2 separate regions of the Homo sapiens genome follow, and region 2 is linked to region 1. A link is a contact called in ENCODE Hi-C or POLR2A ChIA-PET data. All regions are on one chromosome and are shown on one strand. Each heading gives the region's core, a stretch centred on a gene start or an enhancer-like site at or near the end of the contact. The rest is flanking DNA. Distances are from core to core; before and after follow the strand shown.

What was found. Hi-C counts contacts between places; a loop is a spot of excess contacts on that map. ChIA-PET counts read pairs that join two places held with the same protein, here RNA polymerase II (POLR2A). Pooled maps may share reads with other maps.
Region 2: a loop to region 1 is called in a map of gastrocnemius medialis, with 5 times the contacts of the local background. The contact joins the enhancer-like site here to the promoter of POPDC3 in region 1. A Hi-C loop is called at or near these places in 4 of 168 maps with a recorded cell type or tissue (MCF 10A, gastrocnemius medialis and psoas muscle) and 3 of 50 pooled maps. POLR2A ChIA-PET finds 5 or more read pairs at or near these places in 1 of 52 experiments (MCF 10A).

Annotation. Positions count from the first base shown.
Region 1 is chr6:105,175,559-105,182,919 of GRCh38, reverse strand. It overlaps POPDC3 (popeye domain cAMP effector 3), which reads left to right and starts at 2,906. Exons shown (of 4, transcript NM_022361.5): 1 at 2,906-3,087.
Region 2 is chr6:105,322,151-105,329,248 of GRCh38, reverse strand. It overlaps PREP (prolyl endopeptidase), which reads left to right. Exons shown (of 15, transcript NM_002726.5): 9 at 223-420; 10 at 5,481-5,584. Among named protein-coding and RNA genes, the nearest start is that of PREP-AS1, 47 kb to the right of the region's middle. Within about 2 kb of position 2,913, at least 10 of the 41 ENCODE cell types and tissues checked have a DNase peak (open chromatin) inside an H3K27ac peak, as active enhancers do; they include gastrocnemius medialis and psoas muscle, where a contact is called at or near this core.

The DNA of each region.
Region 1 (7,361 bases), core at 1,657-4,156:
CTGGTATATGCAAGATCTTAACTTTGGAGCACTAACTCCATTCCTTTGGAGTCTGTGTTATCTGAATGGCATTCTCAGCTTTTCACTTGGAAAAATGCTTTTAAACTGGATTCTGATCCTTTCCATTATTTCAGGTAGACATACTAATAATATAATAGTATATAGTCATTTAAAAGAAGAATTTTATATATACTATATATGTGAAAAGATAAATGAACTTCAAGGTATTTTGTTGTCTGGAAAAGAAAGTTGGCAGATACAGTATAATGCCAAGCAATATATCTTAGTATATTGAATTATATTCATGTATTACTTATACAATAAAATGTATAATAACAAAAAATGAGGGATACAGAGAAAGAGAACTCTGCCATGATCAAGGCAAGAAAATACATGTGAAGGAGTAAGAAAGAGAAAAATCAGAATGCAGCAGGGCAGCAGTATTTAACACAAAATTTTCAAAGAGGGATCGCACTCTGTATATACTCTCAAAATTTGGGTCGGGGGGTGCATTTAGGAGTCCAGGCATGGATTAAGTAGATCCTCTGCTCAGGGTTTCACAAAACTGCAATTAAGGTGTCATTGGTTTGTGTTCTCATGTGGATGATTGACTGGGGAAAGATTTACTTCCAAGTTCACTTAGGCTGTTGACAGAATTCATTTCCTGGAGTTTGTAGGACTTCTTGCTGGCTGGCTATGGGCCGGAAGCTGCCTTTCAGCTCCTAGAGGCTGCCCATGGTTCCTCACCATGTGGACTTTCCAAGCATGGCCACTGCCTTCATCAGGCCAGACCGGACAGTCTCTAGAGAGAGTCTGTTCATAAGAGACAGTCTTTTATAATGTAATGTGGTCATGGGAGTGATATCCATCACCTTTGTTATATTTATTTTCAGAAGCAAGTCACAGGTCCCAACCCCTCTTAGGAGGAGGGGATCTAACACAGGTATGAACATGAACAGGTACTGGGAATCAGAAACTATTGGGGCCACTGAAGAATCTGTCACACAGGGATATCTTTGTTGCATTGAGACAGGAAAGCTATTTTAAGATGGTGTGGTGAAAAAGGATAAAAGCTCCTTACTCAAGCTCTAGCTTATCTAACTCTCAGTCAATAGGTAACAAAACACCCAAGAAGCTGTTAACTGCAAGCTCCTATTTCAGAGGGCTAGGGACTTCCCCAGATCCCCGCCTGTACAGTTAGACTTAAACTCCAACCTACATTTACCCCTTCCTCACTTTAATGCTAAAAATTACTCCTGGGGTGGAGATTTAAAATGCTAATGCTACATATGATGTATGAAAAAGCATATTGGGCCACTGTGCAAGCACTAGAAAAACTCCTCCTATAGGTGCCCTGATGTAACCCTCCCCTATAGAAAGACCCTATAAAACTGACCCACACACTATCCTCAGAGCAGTCCGTTCCTTTGCCTTTCTTGGTGCTGACTCCCTTGCGCACAAGCTGAATACACTTTCCTTTGCTGCTATGTTTGGTGATCTCTGTTAATCTCTATCATGGGAGATCATAAGAATCCAGGGCAACAGTAACAGCTTCTGAGTTTTTAAATTAAAAATAACAGTAATATAATCCTTAAATTTTTAAAATGTAGGACACTAAACAAGTAAAATCTAAATCCAGAGTACATCTGACCTCAAAGTTCATGGGCTTCTCACTTCCCTGGCCATAGTTTAAAGGTGTGTGTGTGTGTATATATATATATATACATATATATACACACACACACACACACACACACACACACACACACACTATGGACTACATCCAGTTCAAACTGGATTTCCAACATTTGAGTAAATCCCTGCAATGAAGAGAAAGAGCAAAGGCCTAGGAGTCAACTGGTTTCTAGCCATTTCTGGGGTGTAAGAATATGTGTATTTCTTGATCCTCAGTTCCAGCATCAATTAAAGGGAGTTAATTTTACCATCTATATTCACTGTTTTTGTGGTTACCCTGGGGCTCAAAAAAGACACTGATTGCTCAATAAATTCTTGTTCCTGGAGTCGCTGTTATCAATATGGTTATATAAAATGAAAGCGAACTAGAAGACAGGAGATGACATTCTTAAATTAGTGGCGTGTTTTACTGGTCGTCACCAACCCTCACATTTGTTTCATCACAAAAACAAAACAAAACTTTGCTAATTGCAAAGGAAGAAAAAATGCACCTGATCATTGCTTTAAAATTGTATGCATTTGGTTATTACTGATATGAGCTTTTTGTCATTTGTGTTTTTAAATTTTTTCCTTTTATGATTGTCTATGCCCTTTACTCATTTGCTTTTAGAGATGTTCATTGATTTGAATATAGATATTTTATTTTTCATGCAACAGTCCGTATTTATTGGTTGGGTGCGGTGGCTCACATCTGCAATCCTAAGCTTTAGGAGGCTGAGTCAGGAGGATGCCTGGGCCCAGGAGGTCGAGATTGCAGTGAGCCGTGATCACCACTGCACTCCAGCCTGGGTGACAGAGCGAGACACCATCTCTAAAAAAAAAAAAAATACTATATTTACCTCTCTCTCTCTCTCTCTCTGTCCAATACACCCTAATATTCCCGTCCCCACTATGGTGATTTACCTCTTCATTTTGTTTACGGTGTGTGTGGAGCGGGGGTGAGAGAGCAGGCGTGCAGTTGCCTTGGTTCAGCAGCCAGCCCATCGCTCCTGCCTAGTGTGACTGTGAATACTAGGTGTATGTTACAACCGGGAGCGGTGTACACTCGGGGAACCGCATCTTTGGAAACTTCGGTCCGTAGCGGCCGCTAGGATTCTCCGCAGCCCCGCACCCCGGTGGCCGAACCGCCTGCCCCGGCCCAGACGCAGCCGCCGCGCCCGCCCACCCGGCTGCGCCCCGGGGCGCGCGCCCGTGCCCGGCACCCGCCCGCGCCGCCGCGCCGCTCCGGAGCCCGCTGCGGTCACGCTGCGCCCGGCGCCGCAGGGTGGGCGGCGAGGCACTCACGAGGGGGACGCTGAGGGCTTCCGCGCGGGCCACCCGGGTCAAGCGCGCTCCGCCGGGAAACTTCTGCGGGCGCCGGGCTGAAGCTCCGGGCAGGGCTGGGAAGGAAAGGTAAGAAGGTGAGCCCGGGGGCGCTGCGTCCGCCGCCTTCCGGTGCTGTCCGCACCCTCGCACCTCGCGGCCGCTTCGGGCAACTTAGCGGGCGCGGCTTCTGCTGGGCCGCCGACCCCTGCGAGCGCTTGCGTCTCGCTGCCCCGCGCTGCCCGCGCCGCTCCCTTCCCGGCTCCGGTCAACTCCGCGCCCTGGGGTCCGGGGTCTGGGGTCCCGGCTGTGTCGCCGCTCACAGCTCGGAGGTCTAGGGGATCCTTTGCTGCGGTTCCTATCCGCGCCGACCCCTGAAGAACGCGAGTCGTATGCCCTAGAGGCTTCTGGGCGAATATTCCTCCCAGATCTTTTCCTGCAGGTCCTACTCTGGCCCCAGGCACCCTGGAGCCGAAATAAACAGGCCAGTTTTGCAAGGGAGAAAAGCCGTTCCTAGGGGCCCTTGTCAGTCCTGGGGAAGTCATGCCAGCGCCGGGAGTTTCCTTCCCCCCTACTCCCGCCCCCGGTCTGTAAGCAAAGGGCCTGACTGGTGTCAGTGCTCTCACACTGTTCTCACAGAGTTGGGGGTACAAAAAAGCTGCCTCATCAAAGGTCGCGCGGACCTGTTTTCTCCATTTGGGGATCCCCCTGCCAAAAAAGAAATTTGCCAACCCCTAAATTGTCTTATCACCATGTCGGTTACAGTGGTATAGTTTTGAGGGTCTGTATTTTAGGCAAAGATGAAAGGCACAACCAAAATACAGTAAGAGGGGCAGTGCCAAAAATTTAGCCAGAAGACATTTGCAGAAAGTGAAAAATTCTGTTTGTAAATAATAAATGGAAAAGTAGAATTAGAAGCCCACTTTTGGACGCAATTTGATTTACTAAACTTCGTTGCTTCCTGACTTTTCACTCTAATTCCGGTAGTTAGATATTTTGAATTTGCAAGCCTACAAACTGCAATTGAGTTTTATAGCAGCCTTAAAAAATTATTGTTGCCTGTTCATACTAAGTTTAGTGGCTATTTTTTTTCCTTCTTGTTTTTAATTCTACGGACTGTTGCATGAAAATATCCTCTTGTGAGAGTACAATAACTTGGCATTGTTCTTTGTGACAATAGAAAACCAAACAAGAACTACATGAGACAGAAAATATAAACAAAAAATTGGATCTCAGTTTCCATATTCGCAAAATGAAGAGCTCTGGCTGATCCCAGATTCCAGATATCTCTGAGGTTCTGTCCTGAAAAATCTGTGTGTGTGTGTGTGTGTGTGTGTGTGTGTGTGTGTGTGTGTGTGTCTTCAGGAGTTTGGGATACAAATATTAATTGAAATCTAAGATATTCTCTGTCCTCAAAATTTTATACATTTAAATGGGAAATATTTGATAGTTGAGTTTCTTTAATCATATCAGTCCCTCAAAATAGCTGAATCATGGTGCATCTTCTGCCTCTAAATGGTTACATTCTATGCTATTAAATAAAAATGTGTCATGGGAAACAAAAGTCCCATACTTTTCACCACAAGACTGACTAATACGGTTGACACACTAGAGCACTGATGCCTGCTTATTTTGAAACAGTCTCCAGGAAGAATTAAGAATGTTATGAAGCATTTGCTACAGTATGTGAGCATAACACATAAGCAACATGGCAGGCAAGAAATTTCAAAACTGCTTTGGAAATATCCATGATAGATCTGAAAGTCTGTAAACTGCAGTTGAGATCACATTTTGTAATTATGGTCATTGGTCAGTTGGGATTATGAGCTCCCTCGAGAGAATGTCCCTCCAATTAATAGAAGAGTATATCGAATCACCGATTCGATTGTTTTAAAGGAAGAGAGAAAATGTTTCTCCCTTTTATCTAAGTAGTTATAAGAAAAAGTCTTACAAGGAAAATTACATCAGGTGTTTTCTAAATTAAATAAATAACCGAAAGTTCCTGACTGAAATTACCTATAAAAATGCAGGGTCCTCCTCCAACCCAGAGAATCCAGGGATTGATTCACACAGACTTTTAGCGAGACTTTCTTACTTTGTGTTCTTCAACAGAATAATAACCTCCAGTGACTCTGGCACACTGAAATTGGCTAGGATGGGATCATGAAGGAAGGTGTTGTGGGGTAGTATTGGAAGGACAAGCAACTGGCTAAGCTTACAGAAGAATCTCCATCCCTCTGAGCTTCATCTTCCACTCTGAACAATGCTGACAATAGTATGTAGGTTTCAGAGTTGCTGTGACTCCTAAATGGATCTGTTTTAGGAATTAGTACCTGCACAGAGAAAGAGCACAGCTGATCTTGGTTCTTCCTGTCTTCTTTGGAAGGTGTTTGTTTCCTAGCTGAACAAATTGCAGCTGAACTGTAGATAACAGCTTTTGCTTTTAATTTCAAAATTCTGTGTGGCAAAATCTTGATAATTGTTGAATCTGGGTAACAGGTATATGGGAATTTGTTGTATACTATTTTCTCTATTTTTGTATGTGTTCAAAATTATCAGAAAAAAATTTAAGTGTGAATCTGAAAAAAAAACCCCACACTTTGAGTTATTTCTAGTCCAGGATTTCATTTTACATTGTCTGTTTCATTTTACATTGTATTTTTTAATTAGTGAATATTTAAATATAGAGAAATATAAATTATGTACTATATAGGGAGTGGATGGGCAGCGACTGGTCCTGGAGAACAATCCATGGCAGTCTTCAATTTTTTGTGTGGAATATTTTTTATTATGAAACAATCTAAAGAAAATATGACAGTGTTGATGGTTGTTAATTCTGGTTGTTGGGTTCATGGATTTTTTTAAATGTTTATATTTAAAATTTTTTTACATTGGTATAAAATCACCATATTGTTTCCCAAAATCATTATAAGAATACAAATAATGCAGCTGTTTTTAAAAAGGTAAAAATAGTTTCTATCCCACTATCAAGATATATTCATCTTTAACATGAAGTGAAAATCATTGCGTATGTCTTTCTATTTTTACACAAATAGGATATGTTGGTCGGGCTTGGTGGCTCACGCCTGTAATCCCAGCACTTTGGGAGGCTGAGGCGGGCGGATCACCTGAGGTCAGGAGTTTGAGACCAGCCTGGCCAACGTGGTGAAACCCCGTGTCTCTACTAAAAATACAAAAATTAGCCAGGCGTGGTTGCGTGCGCCTGCAGTCCCAGCTACTTGGGAGGCTGAGGCAGGAGAATTGTTTGGACCTGGGAGGCGGAGCTTGCAGTGAGCTGAGATCGCGCCACCGCACTCCAGCCTGGGTGACAGAGCAAGACTCTGTCTTAAAAAAAAAACGATATGTCAAAAGATTAAAAAGAAATGCTTTTATAAAAAATAGAATTGTTAAATAAGCAGGAGGCCATTAGCCTGAGTCTTTCTCCCTACTTTGAGTCCCTGTGTGAAAAACTAACTTTGTACATAAACGAACAGAAAACTAACTCAACAGTGTATTTTTTGTAATAGCCAGGTTTCAGCCAATCACAGGCGGCCAGCTCATCACATTATGCCCAAATAAAGCAGATGCAGAGCTGTAGCCAATCGAGTGATTTTGGTTTTTTACTTCTGTCATCAGTGTATAAAAACTGCAGCTCATGCTGCTGGATAGAGCTCTGTGAACCTCTTCTGGTTGTGAGTGCTGCCTGATTCGTGAGTTGTTTGTTGCTCAGGTAAACTGTTAAATTGAATTTATCTAAAGTTTTTCTTTTAACAGGATGATACTATATATGCTTTTTAAAATAAAAAAATTATATTTTAACAGAAGAAACTGTAGTGAAAGTGAAGGAATTGCTGAACTTGACATCAGTATTTCTTCATTCTTAGAGATAAACAAGTCTTCCAAACTAAGAGAAAAGTTTCTGAATACATCTTGAGATCAAGATTTTTTAAACATACATTAATTTAGACAGTCAGAGGCTCCCTGTTATAAAGGATGGAGCACTGGGCACTCTTACATTACCTATAGTTTCACTTCTACTCATATCCCAGTTTTTATTCTTTCTTTCTTTATTTATTTTTTGAGACAGAGTCTCACTCTGTCACCCCAGGCTGGAGTGCAGTGGTGCGATCTTAGCTCACTGCAACCTCCGCCTCCTGGATTCAAGCAATATCCCTGCCTCAGCCTCCCAAGTAGCTGGGATTACAGGCATGCACCACCATGCCCGGCTAATTTTTGTATTTTCAGTAGAGATGGGCTTTTACCATGTTGCCCAAGCTAGTGTCAAACTCCTGACCTCAGGTGATCCTCCCACCTCTCCTCCCAAAGTGCTGGGATTACAGGCATGAGCCACTGCGCCTGGCCTA
Region 2 (7,098 bases), core at 1,664-4,163, 150 kb before region 1:
CCTGGGAGGTAGAGGTTGCAGTGAGCTGAGATTGCACTACTGTACTCAAGCCTGGGCGACACAGCAAGACCCTGTCTCAAAAAAAAAAAAAAATGTAAAAGTGACTTTGCAAGTCTCATTGCTGCATAGCCCTATGTGTAGCTCTGGAACTGTTGCTCAATTAAATGTGTTTTCATTAATTTTTTAAATTGCATTAGGTTTTTTCTCTTCTTATCCTTTCAGAATGGATAGCTTGTGTCAGGTCCAACTTCTTGGTCTTATGCTACCTCCATGACGTCAAGAACATTCTGCAGCTCCATGACCTGACTACTGGTGCTCTCCTTAAGACCTTCCCGCTCGATGTCGGCAGCATTGTAGGGTACAGCGGTCAGAAGAAGGACACTGAAATCTTCTATCAGTTTACTTCCTTTTTATCTCCAGGTAAGTGTTTTTTCACTGTTGCTGTTCACTTTAAAAATCCGACTGGTGTTTGGGTTTCTTTGGGGAAATGGAAGTATAATGCTATGTTATTGAAAATCACATATGCTGTATTATAGCCAAAATTACTTAATGGGAATAAAACGGTAGAACAGATGCCCAGAACAAAGGGAAATGTAAACGCCTAAAATGGCACTCTCATTAATCTTATATTCCAAGTCTCTGTTCCTCTGGAGGCAGGAACAGCTAACGTTCTAGATTGATTAAAAATTAGTACCAATGGGCCAGGCACAGTGTCTCACTCCTGTAATCCCAGCACTTTGGGAGGCCGAGGCGGGTCACAAGGTCAAGAGATTGAGACCATCCTGGGCAAATGGTGAAACCCGTCTCTACTGAAAATACAAAAATTAGCTGGGCATGGTGGCGCGTGCCTATAGTCCCAGCTGCTCAGGAGGCTGAGGCAGGAGAATCACTTGAACCCGGGAGGTGGAGGTTGCAGTGAGCCGAGATCGCGCCACTGCACTCCAGCCTGTCAACAGAGTGAGACTCCATCTCAAAAAAAAAAAAAATTAGTACCAATGAATACAACATTTGATTCAGTCTTTGGTCTATATGCATGAGAACACAGTGCAGATACAAAATGTAAAATCTTTAGCTACATCTGACAAAAAATGTTTTCTGGAATAAGCTGAGAATCAATTCTGCTGTTGTTAAACTGAAATAAAATGTAATTCTAAAAGTATAGTCTTACATCATGAAAACATGGGTGTTATTTGGTTCTAGTAGGAAAGGGAAACACTTGTTAAGTTGTGGTTTTACATTTCATGGTACGGGTTAATTTTCCCCAAAGTAAACATAGCTCTCTTTTTAACTTAAAAAAAAAATTGGTCACATTCATTTTGCTTTGTTTTGTTTTTTTCCTCCATTCTGTCCATCTGCACTGTTTTTGTAGCGTCATGGCCATACACACACTGATTTGTCCCAGGAGTCTGGCTCAGTTAGCAGTTTGCAGTTGACCAGGCAGACCCTGTCCTAAAAGCAATCTGGCTGAAAAAAGTCTGCACTTTCCTTATGCACATATGTTGAACTCCTCCAAAGTGCTTTTTGTCCCACTCAGTTTTGCTGCAGTCGTTTGGTCATTAGACAAAAAAAGCAGTCTTAGGGGAGAGCAAGGCAGGTGCTCAAGTGGCCCTGTCCTCCTCTTGGGATTTGGCCAGTTGACAGTGATGTCTCATCACTGTTATTTTGAGCCTCTGAGTCACAGAGCAGGCAATCCATAAGGAATCTTATAGTGGTGGTAGGTTGCTGTCAGGGTTATTAAAACCAAAAGAATGATGTTCTGTAAATAGGTCTGATAGTATACCTTGAAAACCTAGCCAGGCTTTACTTTCCCAAGCACCTTGCAGCGGATCAAGAGAAGCTAGGAAAAGCACCCACAAGAATGTGGAAACCATGCAAGGGCCAGAAGCCAGGAAGTGACCGTTCGAGAATTCGACTTCAGGGTGTCCTGCACCTCCCCCCATTCCCTCTTCCCCCTAGAACCTGGAGTACAGCAGCAGCCAGTGGACAGATGAGGAAAATCATTTCTTCTAGATAGCCATTCTTAGCCCACTGCTGCAGGGCCCACAGTTAATTTCCTCAAATTTACACTGGGTACAGAAGTTTTACTTTGGAAAATTTCGTATCTTAAATAGTTTAAATGGATAAAGGGCAATGAGGAGGGCAGTGAGGGTGACTCACCTGCTCTTAAAAAAAGCTGGAGTCCCCAAAGGCCTGTAAACCTCCTTCAGTGACCGCATGTGACCATTTATGTCAGGAACAAGCTCATCATTACCTGGGGAAGAAAGGGCTTATTGTCCAAGTGTAAAATGCTGGGTTCTGTGCCAAACAATGAAATATTACCCGTGACTGTGGCTGTGAAATTTGAAAAGAGAAGTGTGTTCCTCGTTCTGTACTGCCAGGCATTTTCTGACCAAGCTTTAATTTTCTGACCAAGCTTTGTCTGTCTCCTTTTACTAGTTTTGCCTCCATTTTTCTCTTTTCTCTGCCGAATGCAATTTGATTTCTAAAACCAGAGAATGGGGCTTCCGGATTCAGATCTTGTGAGACCAAATGCAAAAACAGCCATCAGATAATTAGATTAGATCTCATGAAAGCATGGATTGTCAGTGTGGGTATATACACATAGGCTCACAAGTAGTCTTGCACTGGTGTCTGAAGGCTAGCTGTTCACTACTACAGTAAAGAGCAGAGGTACTCAATTATATGTAAAGCCCCAGGGTCACAAATAACTGCAGCTCCAGCTTCCTGCTGCAGACATTTGATAACTCTGGCAGGTGCACACCAGCTGACTTTGTTTTCCTTGGAGGTACATGGTGAAAACACATCTTGAGCCCAAGCCATTTATGACTTACTTTGGCACCTTGAGTCACATTTGGAAAAAAACAGGCAGCCATAGCAGCTTAGAGCACAGTGCACTTATTCTCTGTGGTTCAAACCACTTAGTGGTTGAACCGGTGAACTCTGTACTTGTGGAACCTTGGAGAGTTGCCTAGGGTGAGCTCCAGACCTGCGTGTTGTAATAATCCAGTAGAGCAGTCCCATATGCATGGCTCTGGGAGTCAGGGGTGAGAAATCATAGAAAAACCTTTCACGGATATCAGGGAAAGGCAAAACTTTTTGAGACTTGTTTTTGTTTTTTTCTTTGAATAATGTTAAAACCCAACCTAAAATCAGTTAAAACAAAATCTCCATGGGTTACAAAGTTTGCCGCCTTTTTACATACGTGACTTTTCGGATCCCCTGATTCTTGTTTTGGTAGGTTCTCCTAGAGTTGTCTGTCTTTCTCCTGACTACTCCTACTTCTCCTTACATTTATTTCAGATTACACTGGGAACATACCAACTGATCTCCCTGCCTCCTTCTCAAGTCCAGATACCTTCTCTGGCCTTAAGGGACTTCCACAGTTCAGTTCTCTTTTTTCACCCTTAAACTTTGAAATTTATTTCCTAGCGATCACCTGACCAACTCTGGTTTATGAGTCTAGGATGTTTTCTTCAAACCCCACCTTCCTTGTTCTTATCCTCTGAGCCAAATCAGATGGGACACAAAGCATCATTAGATTATAGGGATTCACATTATGCTGTGAATATGCAATGGGCTAACCTAGATGGATCTATAAACAGAAAGTATCGATAAAATATATTAAGTGCCAGTACCTTCAGGTTTAACACAGCCTCCTTCAAGGTACCACTTCTGGTGCACAGGACAGAAGAATAGGGAGGTCAGGCATTTGAAACTCTTTCCGTGTACAGTAACCAGCCCCTGTTGCATATTTATTTCATTCTGTGGTTAGATTTGATGTCTCAACCTTTCTAGATAAACAGGCATTTAGAGTATATTTCCTACTCATTGTCTTTCACTACAGAACTTGCATTCTAGTACTTTGGTGCCTTGTCTCAGGTCACTGAGCTAGCAACTTTCAGAGCTGGGAATTTTGGCTCCCTAGGCCTTTGTCATTTGCTGTACTACAGGTCGTGGTGATGCCAGGGTGAGGCAGGTGCTCAAATGGTGCATGCTTGGTCTGCACGTTGTCTTTTTGTTGTTGTTGTTTGATTATTTATACTTTTTTTCAAGGATTCACATGCTTTTTGTGTTTGTGGGGGGCACCGGGTACTGATCAAGAAGCTCTTAAAAATTAAAATATACCACAAGAGATAGCCTTTTACCCCAAGATTACATTTATTTAGGCAAGTACAGTATTCATTATATCTGGTAAATTAGAATACATGCTCACAGAATGCAATTGGAAGTATATATAAAGGTATATTCTAACAAATATCCAAGCATAACTTAAACTAAGAAAGTCAATACTTGAGTCATGTTATACATCTTACTGTCAGCGTTAATCGTATACCCTGTTATGGTAACCTTAAAACAGTTTGTCTGCAATCATGAGAATTGAGACAACATTCATAAGGATTAGCAGCTGTGCTGTTCACGGATCTAAATGTATTACTCCTTTCCGGTCGGGGGCAGCGTATTGTTTCCCAGCTGTTAGTGAAGTGCATACACAGAGGAGTCGAGAAGAAAGAAAGGACTGACATTTTAATAATGATTATTCCATTTAAATGTGCTCTGTGGGAGTACCGTTTGGTTTTTGGTTTTCCAGCAAGTACTGATGGGATCACTAAATCAATTTTTCATATACTTGACAGCATATGCTCAAAGTATTATGTGGGGAGGTGCTATTTCCACACCAGCCACTCTGTGGATGACTAATTCTGTTTTATAAACCACAGCAGTGTCATTGTTTTCAAACATTAATGACTTGTCTTATTATTTCTTTGATTTAGTTCTTAAATGTTAGAAAGTAGTAGCATTAAATTTGGGAAATGTTTAATTAGTGTTACATACGCTGGAATTCTTAGTATGTATATTAATCATTTTGTGTCGTGCACAATTACTGGGACAATCCAAATTGGAAAAGCAATTTTGAAATATCTACTGATCATCTTTGGTCCGTGATTGCTGTCCACATGAGTGTCCACAGATAGGTAGGTGCCAGGTAGCAGGAGCCCCAGAGTGTTTGTCAAGAGACCCCTGACTGGCTCTTGACCCTGGGCAAATCACTTGAGTTTTTTGTCAGTCACCTCCCAGGTCAAATGGCACTAGATGAAGTCTACCATTTTTTTGACCTGCATTCCTAAGTGACCCAGCTTGGGGAAGACGAGTTAAATTTCTGCAATTAGGTTTCTCACCTTTTCTCATATTCACAGAATGCATTAGAATCTTCTAAAATGTATATACTTACTAGTGTTATAAAAAAGAAGGCTGCATGAGATGGTGATGATGAGGATGAACACTTACATAGCACCCCTCATGCCAGACTCTGTTCTAAGCACTTGTCTGCAGTGAGCCTTCGACTGTGGTGGGGATTAACCAAGTCCCTGATAAATGATCCTCTCTTGCCATTGCTGGCATTTGGTTGTGGTTTGTGATCCTTGCCCCCTTTGAATCTAGTGAGTCCCGTAGACTAAACCAAGCCTTATTCTACTTTTTAGGTATCATTTATCACTGTGATCTTACCAAAGAGGAGCTGGAGCCAAGAGTTTTCCGAGAGGTGACCGTAAAAGGAATTGATGCTTCTGATTACCAGACAGTCCAGGTATGGAGAATATGATCTCATTAATGTGAGAGTTAGGAAGTCTGACTTTCAGGCTGGGCCATTCACACTGTAGCTTATCAGAAGCAGTGGAGGTAATTCATGACAACTAGTATTTTGTAGCCCCCACGGTTGACGGTCATTGAGCCAAACACTCAGGATTCAGCAGTGAGCTGGCATAGTCGCTGCCCTCCCATAGCCTGCAGGTTCTGCTCCTATGGCTGCTACTCTTGACAGGAAGCTGGAGTTCTTTCTCTTGGGGCTCCTATTGTAACATTTCTGTCTGTGTCAATCTGCTTGCTTGAATATGGTTTGTGTTCTAGCTCAGGTCTTTTGGTGTTGTAAATAACATGGGGATTTGCTCTATGTAAAGTATGGACTTAAGTGCTGTGAGTCAGTGTTTTTAGTCTGAAGTTCATGTGCATTTCTGCATGACACAGAGTAGACACTCAATAAAACATTTGAATGAATAAATTAATTAATTGTCATGTCACCACAAGCTTCGTCTTTGGCCACCATCTTTTCAGGTTAAGAATCTCCTTTTTTGTTTTTTCAGCTCCCCAAGGGTACTGAGTCTTCCAGAAACTGAATCACTGGTTGATTGATGATGACGAAGAATGTCTCTGTTCCTTTGCAATGAGAGGTCACCAATAGGGCACCAGGTGTTTATCAAGGCCCCTCCCACCTGGAGGGCTGGACCACACAGGCCACAGATTAGGAATCAGAACATTGTTTGTGAAGGAAGATGAGAATAAAGAGCGCTGGATGTTCCCCACAATGTTTCTGTGAAACTAGGGCATTATTATAGCTTGGTGAATTACCCTTCAATTGTCTAGAAATGGTCTAGATGATAGGCTACATCTAGATCATGAATAAAGCTTTGTTTACTAAAACAGGTGGTGGGCTGGATTTGGTGTAGAGCTATGATTTATCAGCCCCTGTTCTACATCAGCAGTTGGCAAACTGGCCTCCTGTTTTATTGGAGAACACATGCCCATTTGTTTACATATTGCCTGTGGTTGCTTTGGCACTTAGAGTGGTTGCAACAGAAACTCTATGTCCCAGAAGGCCTGAAATATTTAATATATGGCCTTTAAGAAAAAGTTTGCAGAATCTTCATCTATGTAAATAGCATTTAAAAGTACAACATTCTTGATAGACATACAGGGCCGAGAAGACATACAGGGTCAAGAAGCTCTGTCAGACAGGCCTGAAATCCACGTGGGGCAAGTCATTTAACCTTTCTGCCACAGTTTTTTCAACTGTAAAGTAGAGATTGATAGTATCTGTTTTTTAGGATTCCTGTGGGATTATTAAGAGATAAGGTATATTCAAGATCTGGCAATAGAATATAATCTATTTTTTTCAATCAACGTTAGAAATAAATGTAACAGACTTTTAGTTTCCTATTTATTTGGCTGCTGCTTATTTTGTTTTCATGGTGAGCCATTGCCTGGAGGGAGATCCTGTAGGGGCCTGTAGCCCCTGTCTGGTATTTTCATGGTTCATAAATTCAC